Regions from separate parts of the Homo sapiens genome. Here region 1 is linked to region 2. A link is an interaction called in ENCODE POLR2A ChIA-PET data of the cell type or tissue named here. Cell type or tissue: PC-9. All regions are shown on one strand. Region 1 overlaps SCNN1A (sodium channel epithelial 1 subunit alpha). Region 2 holds the start of LPAR5 (lysophosphatidic acid receptor 5).

Region 1 (4,000 bases), 280 kb before region 2:
CAACACTTTGGGAGGCTGAGGCAGGTGGATTACCTGAGGTCAGGAATTCGAGACCAGCCTGGCCAACATGGTGAAATCCAGTCTCTACTGAAAATACAAAAATTAGTCGGGTGTGGTGGTGCACACCTGTAATCCCAGCTACTTGGGAGGCTGAGGCAGGATAATTGCTTGAACCTAGGAGGTGGAGGTTGTAGTTTGCCAAGATCGTGCCACTGCACTCCAGCCTGGGCAACAGAGTGAGAGTCTTCTCAAAATAAATAATAAATAAATAAATAAATAAATAAATAAAAATTTAAAAAGACAATAACAAGAACTGGCAGGATGTGGAGAAACTGAAAACCTCTTATACTGCTGCTAGGGATGTACAATGGTGATGTCACTTCGGAAAACAGCCTGGCAGCTCCTCAAAAAAGGTTAAACATAGATTACCATATGACCTAGCAATTCCATTCCTAGGTATATACCCAAGAAAATGGAAAACATGCGTCCACACAAAAACTTGTACACAAATGCTCACAGCAGCATTATTCACAATAACCAAAAAGTGGCAACAACACAAATGTCCACTAACTGATAAATGGGTAAACAAAGTGTGGTCTATCCATACAAGGGAGTGTTGTTATTCAGCCATATAAAGGAATGAGGCACTGCTATTGCTACCATACGGATGAACCTTGAAAATATTATGCTAAGTGAAATAAGGCAGACACGAGGGTCACACACTCTAAGATTCCATCTATATGAAAGATTCAGAATAGCCGGGCGCAGTGGCTCATGCCTGTAATCCCAGCACTTGGGGGCTGAGGTGGGCGGATCACCTGAGGTCAGGAGTTTGAGACCAGCCTGACCAATATGGTGAAACCCCATCTCTACTAAAAAATACAAAAATTAGCTGGGCTTGGCAGCATGCGCCTGTATGTAGTCCCAGGTACTCGGGAAGCTGAGACAGGAGAATTGCTTGAACCTGAGAGGCAGAGGTAGCAGTGAGCCAAGATCGCGCCACTGCACTCCAGTCTGGGCGACAGAGGGAGATTCTGTCTCCAGAAGAAAAAAAAAAAAAAAGATTCAGAATAGGCAAATCCATAGAGAGAGAAAGAAAGAATCGTGGTTGCCCAAGGGCTGGCAGTGGTGGAGGAGGGGAGGGAAGCTTGGGACTTGCTAATGAGTACAAGGTTTATTTATTTATTTATCTGAGACAGGGTCTCACTCCATTGCCCAGGCTGGAGTGCAGTGGCCTGATCATGGCTCACTGCAGCCTTGACCTCCTGGGCTCAGGTGATTCTCCCAGCTCAGCCTCCCAAGTGGCTGGGTCTGCAGGTGTGCACCACCATGCCCAGCTAATTTTTGTAAAGACAGGGTTTCGCCACGTTGCCCAGGCTGGTGTCGAAATCCTGGGCTCAAGTGATCTGCCCACCTTGGCCTCTCAAAGTGCTGCGATTACAGGCATGAACCACTGTGCCTGGCTTGAGTGAGTACAGGGTTTCTTTTGGGAACACTAAAAATATTCCAAAACTGATTATATGATGATTGCACAACTCTGGGACTATACTTAAAACGTAAAATTAAAACTAAAATTTGACTAAAATGAAGCTGTATGCTTTAAATGAGTGAAATGTATGGGATATAAATTATCTCAATAAAGCTATTACCAAAATAATAATAATAATAATGGAACTGTAGATTCACCTCCTCCCCTATTTCCCAAATTCTAAGTAAGGTTATTTTGTCATTATTGCTACTTTTAGTTCCTCAGTCTGAAGTCCTTCTTCATTTCTGACCCAAATCCCTACCAGGGCTGGAGATCTTTAGGAAGAAGGGGAAGCAGCTGGCCCTCTTCTCCGGGGAAGTAAGCCCTAGGAAATGCAACAGACTGTGCTTTTAGCCTTACTTCCTCTCTCATCCTCACAACTTCTCAGCAATCAATATTGTTATTTTTCACTCACAGATGTGCAAACCCACAAAGTAGAAATAATTATTTGAGGGGAGGGAGAAATCACAGGTGGCATCTCCTCCATCCCAGTTCTGTATACCCTGGGACGTGTCACATCCTCCCCCTGGACCTTAATTTGCTCATCTGAGACAGGAGATGAGGCCAGATGGCCTTTGGGTTTCCCCCAGTTCTGATGTGCTACAATCCTCTAAGGTCAGAGAGACAGGAACCAGGAGGCCACGACTGGAAAGTCCAGGCAGAAGAGAACTGCGGAGCCAGCCCAGGGAAGGACAGAAGTGGAAAAGTCACCACAGACAGGAACAAGGTAGGGATGGACGCTGAACTCTGGGGTGAGACAATCCGCTGCCTTTGAGGGCCTCTGTGTCTCCAGTGCCCACTACCATGTCCCCTCCCGTGATGGCCCTCCGCCCACCCTGTGGGACAGCTGGGCCCAGGGGAGAGCCCTGGGAGGAGGAACTGCAGGGGGAACAGGCCAGCTGTGCCAGGGAAGAGCATGAACTCCAGGAATGCAAACCCTTGCAGCTTACATATTTTCTTTTTGTGATTTTCTTTCTCTCTCAGCTTCCTGGCACACGACTTCCCTGCCAAACAACTCAACTGTAGTCAAAAGGAAAGAGATTTGTCTAGTCCTATACCAGGATAAGGAGGAGATTCCAAGGTGCTCCAAACTTTACTGATTGTGCCCTTGTTCAGTTAAAAAAAAAATCTTAAACAGGTCCAATACATGTATTTGATTTATAAATTATATACCTCTACTATTGAATGGATACAGTATGTCCATTCTAAAGCACATAAGATGGAAAATGTGAAGGAATGAGACAGACCCATGTATCTTCTAATATTTTCTTCCTGCTCCCCAGGGAAGTGTTGTGTACCCCACCCAGCCCCTCCAGAGCCTGCCCAGCTAAGCGCCCTGGGCACTGAGCAGGGAAGCTGTGGGCAGAGCATGCACTGAAACCTTAGGAGCCATTGAGGAACCGCTGGAGGTTTTCTCACGTGCTCTTCCTTCCTTCTGCTGCAGGTTGTTTTTATTTTTATTTTTATTTATTTATTTTATTTATTTATTTTTTTTTGAGACCGAGTCTCGCTGTCACCCAGGCTGGAGTGCAATGGCGTGATCTCAGCTCACTGCAGGCTCCGCCTCCCGGGTCCACACCATTCTCCTGCCTCAGCCTCCCACGTAGCTGGGACTACAGGCGCCCGCCACCTCGCCCGGCTAATTTTTTGTATTTTTAGTAGAGACGGGGTTTCACCGTGTTAGCCAGGATGGTCTCCATCTCCTGACCTCGTGATCCGCCCGCCGTGGCCTCCCAAAGTGCTGGGATTACAGGCGTGAGCCACCGCGCCCGGCCTGCAGGTTGTTTTTAAATGGGACAATTCCTTGACAAACACACAAAGGCCAAAACAGAGAGACTGCAACACTGAGAGGGAGGAACAGAGATAGAAGAGAGAGGGAGGCCGAGGCGGGTGGATCATGAGGTCAGGAGATTGAGACCATCCTGGCTAACAGGGTGAAACCCCGTCTCTACTAAAAATACCAAAAAATTAGCTGGGCGTGGTGGCGGGTGCCTGTAGTCCCAGCTATTCAGGAGGCTGAGGCAGGAGAATGGTGGGAACCCGGGAGGTGGAGCTTGCAGTGAGCCGAGATCGCGCCACTGCTCTCCAGCCTGGGTGACAGAGCGAGACTCCATTTCAAAAAAATAGAAAAAAAGAGAGAGAGACTGAGGGAGAGGGAAACTGACAGAGGCAGAGACTAAAGGCTGAAAAACAAGAGCAAGGAAGGATTCATCCCAGCAGGTGGGAGCCAGAAGTCATCCCCACAAACAGGGGACTGAGAGGAAAAAGTGCCTCAGTGAGTACTGGGGTCAGTGGGGCAGGGTGGGGGCTCCCTGGAGTCTCACCCCAGGAACTGTGCTTTCTGTAGTCACAGTACTCCACGTTCTGGGGCCGCGGATAGAAGATGTAGGCACAGCCACACTCCTTGATCATGCTCTCCTGGAAGCAGGAGTGAATACACACCTGGAAGGGAGGAGGGTGGAGAGGAGAGGG
Region 2 (4,000 bases):
TCACCCTAAAAGGAGGATTTCTGCCAGCCTGGGCAGCATAGTGGGACCCCATCTCTACAAAAAATATTTTTTTTTTGAGATAGAGTCTCGCTCTGTTGCCAGGCTTGAGTGCAGTGGTGTGATCTCAGCTCACTGCAACCTCCGCCTCCCGGGTTCAAGGGATTCTCCTGCCTCAGCCTCCCGAGCAGCTGGGACTATAGGTGCGTGCCACCGTGCCCAACTAATTTTTGTCTTTTCAGTAGAGACGGGGGTTTCACCATGTTGCCTGGGATGGTCTCGATCTCTTGACCTTGTGATCTGCCCGCCTTGGCCTCCCAAAGTGCTGGGATTACAGGTGTGAGCCACCACGCTCCGCTCTACAAAAAAATTTCAAAAAACTAACAGAGGCCGAGTGTGTGACTCGCGCCTGTAATCCCAGCACTTTGGGAGGCAGAGGCGAATGGATCACTTTAGCGCGAGTTCAAGACCAGCCTGGGCAACATGGTGAAACCCTGTCTCTACACAAACACACACACACCCAAAAAAAATACAAAAAGTAGCTGGTTGTGGTGGCTCAAGCCTATATTTCCAGCTATTCTGGAGGCTGAGGCAGGATAATAGCTTGAACCCAGGAGGCGGAGTTTGCAGTGAGTCTAGATCATGCCACTGCACTTTAGCCTAGACGACAGAGCGAGACCCCATCTCAAAAAAAAAAAAAATTAGCCGGGCATGGTGGTGCCTGCCTGTAGTCCCAGGTACTCGGGAGGCTGAAGTGGGAGGATTGCTTGAACCCAGGAGTTTGAGGCTGCAGTGAGCCATGTTCATGCCACTGCACTCCAGCCTGGGCAACAGAGTGAGATCCTGTCTTGAAAAAAAAAATGGCTGGGCACCGTGGCTTATGCCTGTAATCCCAGCACTTTGGGAGGCCGAGGCAGGTGGATCATGAGGTCAGGAGTTCAAGACCAGCCTGGCCAAGATGGTAAAACCCTGTCTCTACTAAAAATGCAAAAATTAGCCGGGCATGGTGGTGCGTACCTATAATCCCAGCTACTCAGGAGGCTGAGGCAGAGAATTGCTTGAACCCAGGAGGCGGAGGTTGCAGTGAGCTGAGAGCGTGCCACTGCACTCCAGCCTGGGTGACAAAGGGAGACTCTGTCTCAAAAAAAAAAAAAAGAAAGGAAGGAAGGAAGAGAGAAAAAAAGGAGTAGTTCTGGAGATACAATCTGGTGGAGGTCCCCTTCTTGTCATGGGGGCCCCACAACCACAGGGAAGAGGTAGGCCCCATCCTCATGGTGTGATGTGAAGGTATCATAAAGCCCTGCTGACCTCCGAATATGTCCCCCACCTCCAAAATTCCATCCCCTGAAGCCACCATCTATCAGAGCCATAGGGACATCAAAGACCATCAGTCTAATCCCCTTATATAGATGCACCTTTTGGGTTAAGGCAGCACTTCCTGAAGACCCCATTACAGTACACCTTGGCTAGTTGGGAAGGATAACACTGAGAACACATCTCTGCCAGTCAACCCATTAGCAAGTTTGATTAGATCAGCTCATTGTCATCTGCCTGGCCCTGGGGGATGTGTGGTGTAGGGGTTGAGGTTTAACTGCGAGTGGAAAAAGTGTGTAAACAGTCCCCAGAGGGCCCTCCCTGGGAGGCCCAAGGCTCAGTTCCACAGTGGGGGCCTAGAGGGGGAGGGGGAGGACACAGCCTCTGCGAGATGCCCCAGAGTGGGGGCTTCAAGCATCAAAGAGGAGCACTCCCGAGGTGTAGCAGGCATGTTAGCTGTTTGTCCAGCGCCATCTGAAAAGATCTGTCTATTTGAGGCAGCTCCTTTCGGCTTTTTACTCTGTTCAGAAGGGTTTTCCAGGGCCCATGCCCACCCTCTTCTCTGTCCCCCACCCAAATCTCCCATTTCTACAGGGGGGTGCTCCCCTTGTGCTCCCTGTGCAGTTCAATTCGTGACACCCCCATACCTGTGCTCCGTGTTGCTCTGCGCTGCCCCAAGCTGGCTTCCGCTGCCTGCTCTGGGCTGGGCTGGGCTGGGCTGGGCTGGTAGGACCTGCTCCCAGGGCGGGAGGGGACACACCCACCTCAGCAGATCTCAGCCCATCCCTCCCAGCTCAGTGCACTCACCCAACCCCACACGGGCCAAGGAGAGAGTGAAGAGGAAGCATTGCCCTCAGAGGCCTTCACGGACTGGCCAGAGAAGAAACCCCAGCAGCTAAGGATACTTAATCCAGCCCCGACTAGGAACTGCCCCCACCCATCGTTCAGATATTCCTGCTGTGTCTGGGAACTCTTCCTGGCACACCCACCGTCTGATGCCAGATGACTAACCCACCAGCCTCTCGCTGTCCTCACCGGTTCCCCCTGGGTGTCTGTCTTCCTTTCCTAGGTCTGCCAGGTGGTTTAGTCCATGCTACTCGTGGCTTAGTCCATGCCACTCGTGGCTTGTGCCCCACCCTGCCCGGGGCCCTCTTCATGACAGTGCTCTGCTAGGTCCTGCCTCCCACTGAGCACACTTGGCTCCCGCATCGAGCAGTCACTAGGCTGGATGGTTCCTCTTTGCTTAGGTCTGTTTCTCCTCAGCCCGTTGTCTTGTGTCCTCGGGCCAGACAACACAGAGACAAGTGGCCCTGTGGGCACAGGGCTGGGCATGTTGTCCATGCTCAATAAATAAAAACAAGTTCAAGTTTTTTGGTGGTAGGTGGAAAAGGGATTGTGGTGAAATGAGTTTGGGAAGCACTAGGTTAAACAGGTTTCTCTATTACCGCGCTCCGGAGGGCCTTAACATGCTGTCAGATGATAGGCCTTGTGTTGATCATGGAAACTGGGTGAAGGGTACATGACAGTGCATTATACTTTTCTATTTTTGTGCATGTTTGAACTGTCATAGTAAGCAAGCTTTAACAAAATGCTGTTAATTACTGCGAACCTATAGAAGGGAGAGAGACTCTACAGTGTCCCTGGAACATACTTTGGGATATGTCAACTTATTAAAGGCCAATGCTGAGCCAGGCACGGTGGATCACACCTGTAATCCCAACACTTTGGGAGGCCGAGGCGGGCAGATCACGAGGTCAGGAGTTCAAGACCAGTCTGGCCAACATAGTGAAACCCCTTCTCTACTAAAAATACACAAAAAATTAGCCGGGCATGGTGGTGTGCGCCTGTAATCCCAGCTACTTAGGAGGCTGAGGCAAGAGAATCACGTGAACCCAGGAGGCGGAGGTTGCAGTGAGCCAAGATAGTGCCACTGCACTCTAGCCCAGGCAACAGAACAAGACTCCGTCTCACTAATAATAATAATAATAATAAAGGCCAATGCTGGAGTCATACCTCAATGTAGGTTGTTAAGATGCAACCACTTAAACATCCAGATCATCTGGCAAATTCCTGTACACCAAGGGTTTCCTTCCTGTAATCCCAGCACTTTGGGAGGCCGAGGTGGGAAAATTGCTTGAGCCCAGGAGTTCGAGACCAACCTGGGCAACATGGAGGGACCCCATCTCTACAAAAAAATATAAAAATTAGCCAGGCTTAGTGGCACATTCCTGTGGTCACAGGGACCTGAGAGGCTGAGGTAGGAGTGTGGCTGGAGCCCAGGAGGTCAAGACTGCAGTGGGTGGTGATCATGCCACTGCACTCCAGCCTGGGTGACAGAGCGAGACCCTGTCTCAAACACAAAACAACAACAACAAAAACAACCCCAAGGTTTCCTGATCTAGGCTATAGTTCCTGGTTTTTCCCTTCCTGATTAAGTGCAAGGTGCACACTCCCTATACCCCAGGATTGGTCCCTTTGGAAAAGATCTCATCAGGCTTTGGCCTTTATCCTACAGAGGAACAATACTACACTCGCATCTGACATCACGGGGCTTAGGGCTTCAGAAATGAAGACAGGTGCCCACATGCCCACATCATCCCTAGGGCCCCAGCCTTCTTGGCCTTCCTCAGTTCACCTCCCTGGGTTCTCAGGTCTTCTGCTTCTCCTGGCAGATGGCTGCTTCCCTGAG

The links. Peaks named below come from ENCODE experiments on the same cell type or tissue, not always from the same donor. Only the 100,000 strongest peaks of a DNase experiment are listed, where the experiment ranks them.
Region 1: POLR2A ChIA-PET joins it to region 2 with 7 read pairs; 2 of 35 experiments call an interaction of 5 or more read pairs at or near these places.

What each region holds. Positions count from the first base shown.
Region 1 is chr12:6,350,586-6,354,585 of GRCh38, forward strand. It overlaps SCNN1A (sodium channel epithelial 1 subunit alpha), which reads right to left. Exons shown (of 13, transcript NM_001038.6): 8 at 3,853-3,970. LOC107984500 (a long non-coding RNA gene) reads left to right here. Exons shown (of 4, transcript XR_007063191.1): 2 at 2,144-2,255; 3 at 2,513-2,609. Among named protein-coding and RNA genes, the nearest start is that of TNFRSF1A, 11 kb to the left of the region's middle. In PC-9, no CTCF peak of the experiment used is centred here; no DNase peak of the experiment used is centred here; H3K27ac peaks cover 579 bases.
Region 2 is chr12:6,633,949-6,637,948 of GRCh38, forward strand. LPAR5 (lysophosphatidic acid receptor 5) reads right to left here and starts at 2,011. Exons shown (of 2, transcript NM_020400.6): 1 at 1,959-2,011. In PC-9, no CTCF peak of the experiment used is centred here; a DNase peak (open chromatin) is centred at 2,203; H3K4me3 peaks cover 1,395 bases; H3K27ac peaks cover 1,206 bases.